2 separate regions of the Homo sapiens genome follow, and region 2 is linked to region 1. Evidence: chromatin contacts called from ENCODE Hi-C or POLR2A ChIA-PET data. All regions are on one chromosome and are shown on one strand. The core of a region is the stretch at or near the end of the contact, and the rest is flanking DNA. Distances in the headings are between cores, read along the strand shown. Region 1 has its middle 31 kb from the start of EMP1. Region 2 has its middle 21 kb from the start of GSG1.

Region 1 (6,267 bases), core at 2,144-4,643:
GTGTAAGATGATGTTGGGAAGTAAACGTAGAGAGATAGATTAGCAGATTATCCCATGAAAACGCTTGTGATGACATGCAACACAGATTGGAGTAAGGAAAGCCAGAATCTCAGCAGGAGGCCGTGGCTACTGTCAAAGTGAGCAATAGTAACAACTCTTCCTTTGCTCCTCATTGATCTTAGGATGGAGTCCAACCAAATACCTTACCTTGGTTGACTAGACCTGACATAGTCTGTCCCTTTCTTTCTTCTCCAGTCTCATCTTACCCCTTGCCCTCTCAGCTCCAGCCTCATTGGCCTCTCTGTTTCCTGAACCTCCTATATTCCTTTTAACCAAATAGTCTTAGAATAAATTGTTCCATCAGTAAGCAACTTTCTTCCTCTTCTGAGCAGGACACCTCCATTTGTCTAGTCAATTTCTACTCATACTTGATGTTTCAATCCTTAATTGTGTTCTTCTCTTTCAGGAGTACTAATTTCAGTGTATAGCTCTATTTTCATTAGAGTTTTCCTGAGCGATGCTTGTCTCTTCTCCCAGGTTATAAATTCTGTTGCTGGAATCGGGAAAGTCTGAGTCTGTTTTTGCTTACCTAATTCCTAGCACAAAGCCTGGCTCAGAGTAGACACTTGATATATATGCATAGTTGTTAAATGAATGAATAAAAAAACAATTTATCTGAACTATGGAGGGTGAAGTCAGTAGAAATAAAATGAGTAAGGAGGAAAGGAGATTGCTTTAGAACTCTCCTTTTTACTTGTTAGAAAGAAGAGCTGACTTACTTGGTGATTGACTGAACATGGGGATGAAACAGGTGAAGGAATTAGGAATGGTTTTCAAGCTTAGCTTCCAAATGAGTAATTGAGAGAGAAGTATTATTAACAGAAACAGGGAATCCAGAAAGATGATGAATTTAATTTTAGATATATCAAATAACTACGAAGACCCTGAGGAACATATCCAATAGGCGTTTGCAGGTCAGAGTAGTCATATACGGAGATACAGATTTGGGACACGCTTTCAAAATGAAAAGCCATCCATTTAAGAAAGTGGAATTAACTAGAGAAACAGAATAAACAGAATAGCAGAGGCCCTGGGAACTTCATATTGACACATGTCTATTGAAGGAGGCAGTAAAGAGAAGAGGAGTTGATTAAGGTGACAGAGCAGCAGACGGGGATGACATGAGGGTTGAGTACTGTCACAGAAGCCAGAGGAGAAGTGGATCCCACTGAATGGAACATCAACATTGCAGAGGAAGAACGAAGACCAAAAATTAGGCATTGACCTTTAGACAATTCCTCATTGACCTCTGGGAGTAGAGTTTCTATAGAACACGAAGTGGGACAAAATACTGATTTTCGGGAAAGAAGAGACTGCTTGTACAGACCACTGATTGAAGAAGTGTGGCAATGGCAAGCAAATATGAATAGGATTGTAAGTAGAGTGAATGGTGGAGGAGACATCAAGGAACATTTCTCGAGTTATTAGAAGTCTGTACATGCTTATAAACACAGAGGAAGTCTGTGGACAGGAGAAATTGAAGGTGCAGTTGAATGGGAAAAGGGAGTATACAGGGCCAGCCGTGCTTATTGAGGGAGGAGTTTTCCAGAAGAGATGAAATAGGTGGTGTGGCTAACTTGAGTAAAAGAGCTTGCTCTCTCTCTGAGACTATCATTTCTCATCAAGACTGCGGAAGAAATTGAGGAGGGAGGGGAAACTGAGTGCGCAAAGGAAGTGGAGTAATAGGGAACAGGCTTCACATTCCCAGCATTCTCCACTTGCACAAGCTCACACTGGGGAAAAACATGAGTTGTTGCCCTGGAGCAAGCTGCCTGTCTGCCAGGCCAGTAGTGAACCAGCCCCTTTCAAATGCTCCAGACCTATGAGAACCAAAAAAAAAAAAAAAAAAAAAAAAAAAAGGAGAAAAAAAGGTAGCTTCAGGGCTGACACATGGCAGCTGCGTTCTGGGAGTTGGGCTACTGCTGGCCCTGTCCATGCCCCTCTCTGAGGGCTGTTGGAAGAGGCGCTTTCTTATGTACACAGGTGGAGGAACCCACATTTCCAATCTCCAGCCCCACCTCTGGCCCAGCCCAGCTGCAGACACCCTTCCTTTGGGCTGTGAACTCGACTGCATGGTCAAGCCTAGGGCAGCCTGAAGCCAGTAATGAAAATCCCTGGCATTTCCTCTCATAACCATTTCCAAAGGGCTTTCCCCAAATATGATCTCATTCCATTCTCATGGCACCACGGCATTTTCATCTCCAATTTAGAGATGCCAATCACTAAGCGCCTCTAGAGAGGCCATGCAGTTAATGGTATCTAGGGCTGCTGATTTGAAAACCCGGGCTCTTCCAGCCATCTCACATGGTCTGCATCTGACTGATCTCCTTTGGTGGTGAGAAGGTGGGCTCTGGGGTTTGGGAGATGAGAATGACGAAAAACACCTGTATTAGCCATCCCGCCTGAGTTGCCAAAGGTAGCCACCTCCGTCCGTGGGTCAGGAAGCCATTTCCATTTCTGCTAGAAGGAACTGATGGTGCCTATAGATTGAAAATCTTCCCATGAAAAGAGAAGCAGAGCAGGCAATTGTTATGTGTTTGGTGGTGTTGGTATGTGGGGCATGAAGAGGAAGGAGAAATGTCTAAGACTACATTCACCAATCTTAAGCAAACTTCATTGCTTGAAACACAAGAGGGAAACGGCTGACTTCCTTCGTCTTCACCTTGGATGTGTGAAGGTTCACCCCAGGTGAAGGGCACTGACCAGATGTGTGACCTTGGGCAAGTCACTTCATCCCTTTAGGCTTGAGCTTCCTTTCCTGGAAAACAACGAGACTGAAATAAATGCCTAAGGTCTTACTAACTCGAATAGTCTCTGAGTCCAGGATTCTTAGGAAAATGGAAATCATTAGAGCAGGAAGGGAAGAGTTTCTTCTTGGGGACTTCTGGTTCAAGGCCTGCCTTCCTGAAGGGGCAGTTCAATCATTAATAGGTCTGTGAAAAAGCATCATTTTCTTAGGGATGGAGCATGCCCTTATACTATTTGCAAAACTAGCTAACTAACTAACCAACCAGCTAACTAACCACCTAACTAACCAACTAGCCAATTAACTACCTAACCAACCAGCTAGCTAGCTAACTAACTAACTAACTAACTAACTAACTAACTAACTAACTAACTAACTGAAACTAACACCTGAACAGCAGCCACAGTGTGGGGAAGGAGCAATTGCAAATACCCTTTTCTTCCATTGCAAACAGGGACGGCTCCAGCAGTTGGATGGCAGCCCTGGGTTTCCTGACATAACCTGTAACTGCTTGGTGCTCTTCAGCTTGCAGGGCACAGGCAATTTTGGTTTCATGCGGCCATGCCAAGTGCAGACAGAGGCCCCAGCTGCACTTTCAGTCACGTGACCTGGTGACTCAGGCCCTTTCTGGTTCCTGCTTGTCAGGGTATGGGAAAGGTGAGAAACTACTTTGCAGTGGCTCTTTGGGAGGGTCTAGGGATGAGCAATAGTTTGTTATTATACAGGTTGCCCTGAACCCTTTTTATATGAGCATAATAAAGTTATCTTATAACCCCAGAATTGCCGTTTTCAGTTGATGTCTGCAGAGTTGCTGTGTTCATCTCCTGTCTCCAGGAGTAAGCCAAAGTCATCTGAGGGGAAAAAAACAATCTACATTTCACCACTTCCTTTAATGAAATAGTTTGGTATTTAACCACCTCATCACCAGAAATGTCTTTTATGCTAACCTGAATCCACCCTGCCATGTTTAAGCATAATTCCTCTTACTTTGGTAGACAGAGTGGAAAATTTGTTCCACAATGGCAGGAATGTCTACATAACCTTAAGAGAAGATGCTAATTCCAACTTTATTTTCTCTTCTCTGCCTATCTGTAGCCTCTGTTCTTTCAAACTAGGTTTCAAATTTACCTCTTTTAGGAATCTTTCACTGTTGAACCCCTCCTTTCTACAGAAGAGACCAGAACACACAGGCTCAGAGTTTATTTTCTAATGCGTTTGTTCTTATTGATGTGCTATTTTGAAAACGCTTTTGAGTCTATTTCAGGGCACAGTGCTCTGTATTTGCAGGTGGGATGGATTCTCTTTAATGCAACTGTGGTGTTGTGAAAAGCGCTGTGGCCTCGGAGTCAGGAATCCTGGATATGTCACTTACCAGCCGTTACTTGAGGCAGGTTCCTCAATCTCGGAGAGGTTCAGATTATTCCTCTGGAAATCAGAAAATGAGGCTCTAACTCCTGGAGTCACTGTGAAGATAAATGAAGGAATGTATATGAAAGTGCTGAGGATAATGGCTTGCATTTAACAGGTTGGCCCATTGACACTCACTCACATACTCTGAGGGACCAAAACTTCTATTTCTATTGTTTTTCTCCATAAGGCCTCACTACACTGCTCTGTCCACAGCATAAGCTTAATGAGTGCCACAAACTGACTATCTATTTGGTACCTAAGAACAAGCAAGCTGGAAAGGGCTTAGGGCCACTTTACGGTCTGGGTGAAGTCTTGAGAAGTCCAGGATGCGGGTCCCCCTTCCAAGTAGGTCACAGGAGATGGCTCAGTGTGTGTCTCTGAGCCAGGGAACCGGATAAGAGGCAGGATCCATGAAATAGGAATCTAGGGGTAACAGAGGATTTGGTCCTAAAAGAGATGTCTGGTGCAGGCATGTGCCAGAGAAAAAGGGGCCAGCAATGTTTCTACTAAAACCTATTCCTTGTAACTTCACCAGCTCTTAGAGTTCACCTTTGCACTGCCGGCTCCATTTTCCTGCGTCACTTCAACAAGCCAATTTCCGGTCCTTATTGGGACTGTGGGAGGTGGGGTTTCTTTATCCAGGTGCTCAGTTTGATTACCTAGGAGAGATAGATGTTATTGATGTTAGAGTAATTTCTTTTCCCTGGGAAACGCAGGCTTTCACCTCTGCCTGGTTCCTTAGCCCTTCCTGCACACGCAGGTCAGAGGCTTGGAGATGGCTGTGGCCATGCTCTAGTGAGTGCAGGTGACAAATCCCAACACTGATCCAGTTTGACTCCAGGGTGAAATGGGCAGGGATGACTCACAGGTTGAGGAACCCGCTCCACAAAGGCTCTGTGGAAGGAAATGATGTCTGGGTGGGAAACGGGCTTGCAGCCTTGGGATGAACTAAACCTGGAGAGATTACTGAGGGCCAGGGAGGGGTTTATTTATAGAGGGTGAGGCCTTCTCTTTTTCCCACTAGGCCAGATGAATGGAGAGGTGAGGAAAGAAGCCTGTTGGGAGGCCACATCTATTCCCCAGCTCATCTCTTCAGTCAAAGCCTGGCAGAAGCTGCTCATTTATTTTTCTACCACCAATTCCCTGACCCAGTTCCCTGACCCAGGATAGGATATCAGGTGGTAAATCAATGCTTGCATGTGGTGATTTTTGTTTTGTGGACCCTCAGATGCAGACAGCCAAGCTAAACACATTCCTCAGCCACACTGTTGTTAGTAGGCTGTGTAAGGTCACATTCTGGTTTTATTTTGGTCATTTGCTTTTTTCCTTTCATCCCTTATCTTCACTTCCATTTCCCTTCTGTACCTCCCTTCCCTATTCCACACTCTACCTGTACCCCTGACTCACTCATGGCATTCTAATGACAGAACAAGAACCCCGTGCATGTGCCCCTATGGCTTTGGCAAGAGCTTCTCTGGGCGTATACCAGCCTGTGGGATCGTTGGGCCATAAGGCATAGGAGTACTTCATTTCACTAAATACTCCCTGGTTGCTCTCCAGAATGGCTGCGCTCCAGCAGTGAATGAATGAGCCTGTTTCCTGGAATCTTCTCCAGAACTTGCTATTACCTGGCTTTCTAATCTTTGTATACTGGGTGTGTGTAAAATAGTATATCATTGTTTTTAAATTTGTGTTTTTCTGATTTCTAGGAGGGTTACATATCTCATCTCTTACTTGTTATCTATTCTCTAATTTGTGTATTACATGTTTTGCCATTGTTCTTTGGGGTCTCCAGTCTTTTTCATGTTGATTTGCAGGAGTTTTTGCATATATTAGATATATAATTATCTATGTATGTAGATACTATAATTTTTCGGGTATTGTTCTTATCCAGTTTTGGAAGCGAGATTATACTTAATAGCCTTGTCAACTGATTACTTTTTTAATTTCTATAATGGTTATCTATGCAAACCTTCAATTTCTTCTTCTGCCAGTTTTGGTACTTTATAAATTCACTATAATGTGTCTAGGTGTGGACCATTCTCCCCATC
Region 2 (6,730 bases), core at 3,184-5,683, 40 kb before region 1:
ATGAGCAGGGCCTTGAAGAAGGTTTGGATTATTAATAATAATTACTTATAATGGAGTACATTAGCATTTACAGTGAGCTCTTTTTATAATCCCTCTGAGAAAGGTGACAGAAGGAGGGAAGACAATTTGTTGAGTAACTGTGCAAAGTGGACCAGATGACAACTGCTCAGGAAATAGGGTTCATTCTAAGAACTTACAGAACCCAACTCTTGTTTTCTTTTGCCCTTCCTTCCTTCCTTTCTTTTTTTTTCTTTCTTTCTTTTTCTTTCTTTCTTTCTTTCTTTCTCTTTCTTTCTTTCTTTCTTTCTTTCTTTCTTTCTTTCTTTCTTTCTTTCTCTTTCTTTCTTTTTCTTTCTTTTTTCTTTCTTTTCTTTCTTTCTTTCTTTTCTCTTTCTCTTTCTTTCTTTCTTTCTTTTCTCTCTCTCTCTTTCTTTTTTTTTTTTTGAGATGGGGTCTTGCTCCATTGCCCAGGCTGGAGTGCAGTGGTGTGATCTCAGCAGCCTCGACCTCCCAGGCTCAAGCAATCCTCCCACCTCAGCCTCCTGAGTAGCAAAGACTACAGGTTTGACCCCTATGCCTGTAACTTTCTTATTTTTATTATTGTAGAGATGGGGTTTTGCTATGTTGCCTAGGCTGGTCTGTAACTCCTGACCTCAAGTGATCCTCTTGCCTTGGCCTCCCAAAATGCTAGGATTATAGGTGTTAGCCACCATGCCTGGCTTCCCAACTCTTTTATAATGGACAGTAAGTCTGCTTGACTTCTGTTCCAAAGGAAAATTCTACTCTGTCTTACAAGGCTGCTTACTATACAAACATCCTTGAAAAAGTAATCTGGAACAAAAGATAGTCCGTGCCTTTCTCACAAAACATGGAAAAATGTGAGAGACCCATGGAGAATTCCCTCCTAACAACTTGCTCAATGTTCCCAAGCTAGCAGCAAGCATCTGGGTTAGGATTAGAAACCAAGCAGGCCGAGGAAAATTTAATGACCTCACTGACTCCCTGTCCAAGATCATCAGACTCCAATCTATCCCAATTTCTGGGACCACCTCTCTTCCTGTTTGGGCAATTTTGGCATTTGAGCAACACGGCCTTTATGTTGCTAGCCTGGCTCGTGTGGGGTAGCCCCGTGTCAGTGATTATGTTCCTTCTTTGTCCCTTGGGGCCACGCCCTGATCCTGGACTCCACTTTTGCGGTGTTTCTTTCCTAGTTCCTCAGGATGAAGTGCCTGCCTTGTCCTTGACCTAGTCCCACAATCCCAAGAATTCAGCTGCCATGTTCCAGGACACTCTTGGCCAGCATGATGCCTGGATCATTGTGTCTTCTATCCCAGATGTGCTGCTGTATGTGGGCCACTTGTCACGCTTGCAGGAGCTCCTCCATGTTGACCTACCCACCGAGACCTTTATCCTGTCACTTCCTCTGCTGACCTGAGACTGCTCCACAGGTTCTGTTGGATTTCAAGTATCTTCTTCTATAACATCTACTCCCATGTGCTTGTCTCACCCTGTACCATGTATTTTGTTGCTGGATCATTGTCTTGATGCACTCAGGCAGCAATAAAAGAATACCATAGCCTGGGTGGCTTATAAACAGCAGAAATTTATTTCTCACAGTTCTGGAGGATGGGAAGTCCAAGATCAAGGAGCTAGAAGATTTTGTGTCTGGGGAGAGCTTACTTTCTGGTTCAAAGACAGCTGTCTTCTCACTGTGTCACCACATGGTGGAAGGAGTGAGGGAGCTCTCTTTTTTTTTTTTTTTGTAAGGGCACTAATCCCATTCAAGACCTAATCACCTATTAAAGGCCTGACCTGCTACTGCCATCATATTGGGGGTTAGGATTTCAGCATATTGATTTTAGAGGGACACAAACATTCAGTTTCCAGCAGTCATTTGTCCAGTTGTTTACGTGGTTTCATTGCAATGAGGGGAGGGAGGTGGTGATGGGTGCTTCAAGGGTGGACAGCAAAGCAAAGTGCTGCAGAGAAATGAGTGTATTGGGCCAACCAGGAAGCCAGTCTGATCTGACCCAGGGTAAAGAATGGGAGAATAGAGACTTCCAATGCTAGGGTGAAGAATGCAAATAGAACTCAGTGACTGAATCATTGAACATCACAAGAGACTTCATGGTGGTGTGGACTGGTGGATAGAGTGTGGCTTGGGCATCGGGTAGAGATGGGTTTGAATCCTGGATCTGCTACCTATGAGGTGTGACCTTGGAACTTTTACTCTATGTCTCAGAGTTTCTCATCTAGAAAACTGTGGTAATGATACCTACCCCATGGGGCTGTTATGAAGATTGTCCATAAAACAGATACATCTAGCATGGTGACTTCGAATTATAAATGCTCGATAAATGGTAGCTGTTATAGATTGATCCTGATGGAATGCTAGCCCTGGAAGGACCCTTACGGCATATTTAATCTAACCTGTTTATTTTAGACATGAGAAGAAATGAAGCTCAGAGCAGTCAGCTAAGTGACCTGTTTGCTCAACCTTGCCAGGGGTGACAGAAACTTACTCATTGAACACTGATTACTTATCAAGGGCTTGATCGTGTGCAGTCAGACATTTATTGGTTGCTGACTCGCTGCCAGCAGACAGACAGCAGCATCCTCTGGAGACACAGGTGATGTGTTTGGTTATGGCTTACCCTGTAGTGGGGGCACTGTCCTCTCTTAGCTATGGACTATCTGGATGTAAACCAGTGAAGTCCTCTGTGATGTAGCCAGCCTACCAGCCCTTCAGCCTCACCGCCTTCCTTCAGTTCCTCAAAACTGCTCTACTCTTTGCTGCCACTTAGGGCCACTTCACTCAGCCAATTCCCAGTCATTTTTTAAGGTCTCAGCGTAAGTGCTGTTTTTCCAGAAAAGCCTTCCCAAATGCCAGCAGTGAGGTGAGGTTGCCTGTCATCTGCCCCCTTAATGCCTGGGTCTCCTCCTTCACTGCGCCTCTCCTGACATCATCAGTACCCACCTTTTCCACTAGGGAATCTCTGTAAGAGTGGAAATTGGTTGGTGTTGTTCACTGGGACACCCCCAGGGCCTGGCAGAGAGTAGATGCTTAGTGAATGTTGGTTAAATGACTGATTAAGGTTTGCTAACTGCAAACCTTAATTCGTTGTTCCAGAATTTTGGAGTTGCTGCTTGGGATGTAAAAAATACACTAAAAATGGAGTAGTTCTTAGAGTATTTCTTCCCAAAAAAGGCAATGAGGAAGGTTATACTGATAGGTACATATTTATGTAATATGTATTCTACCTACCGGCACAGAAACAGGCATTGCATTGCCCTTATGCTTCTCAGTTTATCTTGCAGTGACACTTCATCATGGACCACTTGGTCCAAGGACTGGTATTTGGAAACTGCTCTCCTAAAAGTCACAGCCATTAATTAGCTGTAGCAATTGCCATTGCTCTACATTACTAAGGAAAGCAAATTTCTGAGTCCCAAAGGTTTCCATGACAAATCTACCAAATATACAACCTTCTTTTATATCTTCATGGCTCAATTTTTACCCTAGCTCTACTTTTTATTTTTTAAATGAAAATCTTACCTTGTCATGGTGGCTTATTTAGTTCCCAGGTCAGTTCACACTGTCCAGTGTACAGTGGTGCAGGTTGCACCCTGCCAAGTGTCCCCAGCTGAGGGAAGAGTGAGCTCCGTCTCCAAACTGTGTACCCAAGTGGGGTCTGGGTCTGTTAGGGAGACAAGGCCACATGTTTCTAGTTCACACAAAGGAGAAAGGGCAGGAGGTGATGGCCGTCCAAAGAGTCAATAGAGTGGATTAATTTGGAGCATGTGGGCTTTGCAGGAAGATGTGCATAGGTTTAGATCTTTGCCCCCACCACTGTCCGTGTGACTTTTGGCAAGTTTGTAAGCCTCAGTTTTCTTATCTGTAAAACAAGAATAAAAGCAACAGCAACAACAAGATCTGTTTTATATGGTTGTTGGAAGGATTAAATGAGCTCATGCAGCAGAAGGCTCAGCAGAGTGGCAGGGCTTCATAAATGCTGCCTGTGTTGATCATTGATGGTTCCAGGAAGCCCTGGAATGTCTTATGGACAGAGAACTCACCCGCTGTTTCCTGTTTCCTCCTCCTCACCTTATTGCCCTGTCCGAACAGGTGACTCCCTTCATGTCCCCACCATCTCATTTACTAAAACCAGAAACCAAGACATCACCCTAGACAGCTCTCTCTCCTCCTCCCTCACTTCAACATCTAAGCAGTCTCTAAAGTCTATGAGTTCTACCAGCTCACCCTCCTTCCCCCGACCTTAGCCCAGCTACTTGGTCCAGAGCAGCCTCATTCCTATTTTGGACAATGGCAGCACCCTCAGACTGGCCCCTGCCCCAGTTGTTCAGAAATGCAAATCTGAGCTGATTGCTTCCTTGCTTAAGACTATCCACTGGTGCCCTCTTTATCTACAGGATAAAGCCTGCATTTCTTTGGGATTAATCATGGTTTTGAAAGACCTAGCCTGTCTCCTTACTGCTGCTATCACAATCCCTGTGTCCATCAACAGGGCATTCTCGGTGCACTTTCAACAGCTTCATGGCATTTCCTGTCTCTGTGCCTTTGACATGTTGTTCTGCTTTCTAGGAATGCTGTTGATGATGACGATGAAGAGGAAGAGGCTGAGAGTAACAGTAACAGCTGCCATGCATTGGCGATTTACAACAATAACCGTTTTCTGTGCTCAGTGCTTTGCATTCATAATCTGTCTTTCCCCAACCTTGGTTACCTGGTGAACTCCTCAAATAGAATTATGATTTTTCTTTTTTGAGATGGAATCTTGCTCTGTCACCCAGGCTGGAGTGCAGTGGTGCGATCTTGGCTCACTGCAACCTCCGCCTCCCAGGTTCAAGCAATTCTCCTGCCTCAGCCTCCTGAGGCGTGTGCCACCCCACCCAGCTAATTTTTGTAATTTTAGTAGAGATGGGGTTTCACCATATTGTTCAGGCTGGTCTTGGACTCCTGACCTCATCATCAGCCCGCCTCGGCCTCCCAAAGTGCTGGTATTACAGGTGTGAGCCACTGCGCCTGGCCATAGAATTATGATCTTTAGAAATATATCGTTGTGTTGGTTTATGGGAGTGCTTCACCTGGAATACAGAGGGCTTGACTTTACTGGGCCCTTATTTGAGCCCACGTTGTCATGTGTGGTAGTCAGTGATGCCCTCCTACTCATTTTAAAAAATAGACTTTGGTTTTTAGAGCAGTTTTAGGTTCACAGCAAAATTGAGCAGAAAGCACAGAGTTCCAATATATCCTCTGAGCCCTTGCCCCAGCCTCATTATCAGCATCCCAAGCCAGAGTGATACATTTGTTATGACTGATACATTAACACATGAGTATCACCCCAAGTCCCTAGTTTACATTAGGGCTCCCTCTTGGTGTAGTACATTCTATGGGTTTAGGCACACGTGTAATGACATGTATCCACTATTATAGTGAGACGGAGTACTTTCCCTGTGCTACAAATCCTCTGTGCTTCATCTCTTCATCCCTCCCTCAAACCCCTGGCAACCACTGATCTTTTTATTATCTCCATAGTTTTGCCTTTTCTGAAATGTCATGTAGTTGCAATCATATAGTACATAGCCTTTTCAGAGCAGCCTCTTTCACTTAGTAACATGCATTTATGTTTCCTCCATGTATTTTCATGGCTTAATAGCTCACTGTTGTTTAGTCCTGAATAATATTCCATTGTCTGAATGCAAAACAGTTTTTGAAGGACAAAACTGAAGGACATTTTGGTTGCTTCCAAGTTTTCGCAATTATGAATAAAACTGCCATAACATCTGTGTGCAGGTTTTGGCATGGGCATAAGTTTTCAACTCATTTGGTTGAAACCAACCAAGGAACATGGTTGCTGAGTCATTTGATAGGAGCATGTTTTGTTTTTTGAGAAACCGTTGAACTGCCTTTCAAAGTGGTTGTACTGTTTTGCATTTCCACCAGCCATGAATGAGAGTTTCTTTAGCTCCACATTCTTGTCAGCACTCGATGTCATCACTGTTCTGGATTTTGACAATTCTATTAAATAATAAGTGCATGGTAGTATCTTATTTTAATTTGCAATTCTCTAGTGACATATGATGTTGAGCACCTTGTCATATGCTTATTTGCCATCTGTCTATCTTCTTTGGTGAGGTGTCTGTTTAAATCTTTTCTCCATCTTAAAATCAAATTGTTTTCATAATTGTTGAGTTTGAAGAGTTGTATATATACATATATATATATATATATATATGTATATGTATATACACTCTGTCACCCAGGCTGGAGTGCAATGGCACAATCTCTGCTCACTGCAACCTCTGCCTCCTGGGTTCAAGTGATTCTCCTGCCTCAGACTCTCTAGTAGCTGGGATTGTAGGCACCTGCCACCATGCCCAGCTAATTTTTGTATTTTTAGTGGAGATGAGGGTTCACCTTGTTGGCCAGGCTGGTCTTGAACTCTTGACCTCAGGTGATCCACCTGCCTCGGCCTCCCAAAGTGCTGGGATTACACGCATGAACCACCACGCCCGGCCTGCATTTTGGATGACAGTCCTTTATAAGATATGTCTTTTGCAAACATTTTCTTTCAGTCTGTGGCTTGTTTTCTCATTCTCTTGAGCTCCTACTCATTTTTCTTTCTTTCTTTTTTTAATTTATTTTTTTCTACTCCCCAGATTGGAAGAGCTCCTACTCGTTTTTAAAGCACAGCTTGGGACTCAACTT

What was found. A loop is a pair of places that touch in the nucleus more often than their neighbours do. ChIA-PET counts read pairs that join two places held with the same protein, here RNA polymerase II (POLR2A). Pooled maps may share reads with other maps.
Region 2: a map of endothelial cell of umbilical vein shows a loop between it and region 1 (5-fold over the local background). The contact joins two enhancer-like sites. A Hi-C loop is called at or near these places in 8 of 168 maps with a recorded cell type or tissue (MCF 10A, PC-9, ascending aorta and 4 more) and 3 of 50 pooled maps. POLR2A ChIA-PET finds 5 or more read pairs at or near these places in 7 of 52 experiments (MCF 10A, OCI-LY7, PC-3 and 4 more).

What each region holds. Positions count from the first base shown.
Region 1 is chr12:13,162,283-13,168,549 of GRCh38, forward strand. No RefSeq gene overlaps it. Among named protein-coding and RNA genes, the nearest start is that of EMP1, 31 kb to the right of the region's middle. RefSeq lists enhancers at 2,964-4,163, 3,293-3,587. Within about 2 kb of position 3,394, at least 15 of the 41 ENCODE cell types and tissues checked have a DNase peak (open chromatin) inside an H3K27ac peak, as active enhancers do; they include PC-9 and endothelial cell of umbilical vein, where a contact is called at or near this core.
Region 2 is chr12:13,120,803-13,127,532 of GRCh38, forward strand. No RefSeq gene overlaps it. Among named protein-coding and RNA genes, the nearest start is that of GSG1, 21 kb to the left of the region's middle. RefSeq lists an enhancer at 3,999-4,500. Within about 2 kb of position 4,434, at least 2 of the 41 ENCODE cell types and tissues checked have a DNase peak (open chromatin) inside an H3K27ac peak, as active enhancers do; they include PC-9 and endothelial cell of umbilical vein, where a contact is called at or near this core.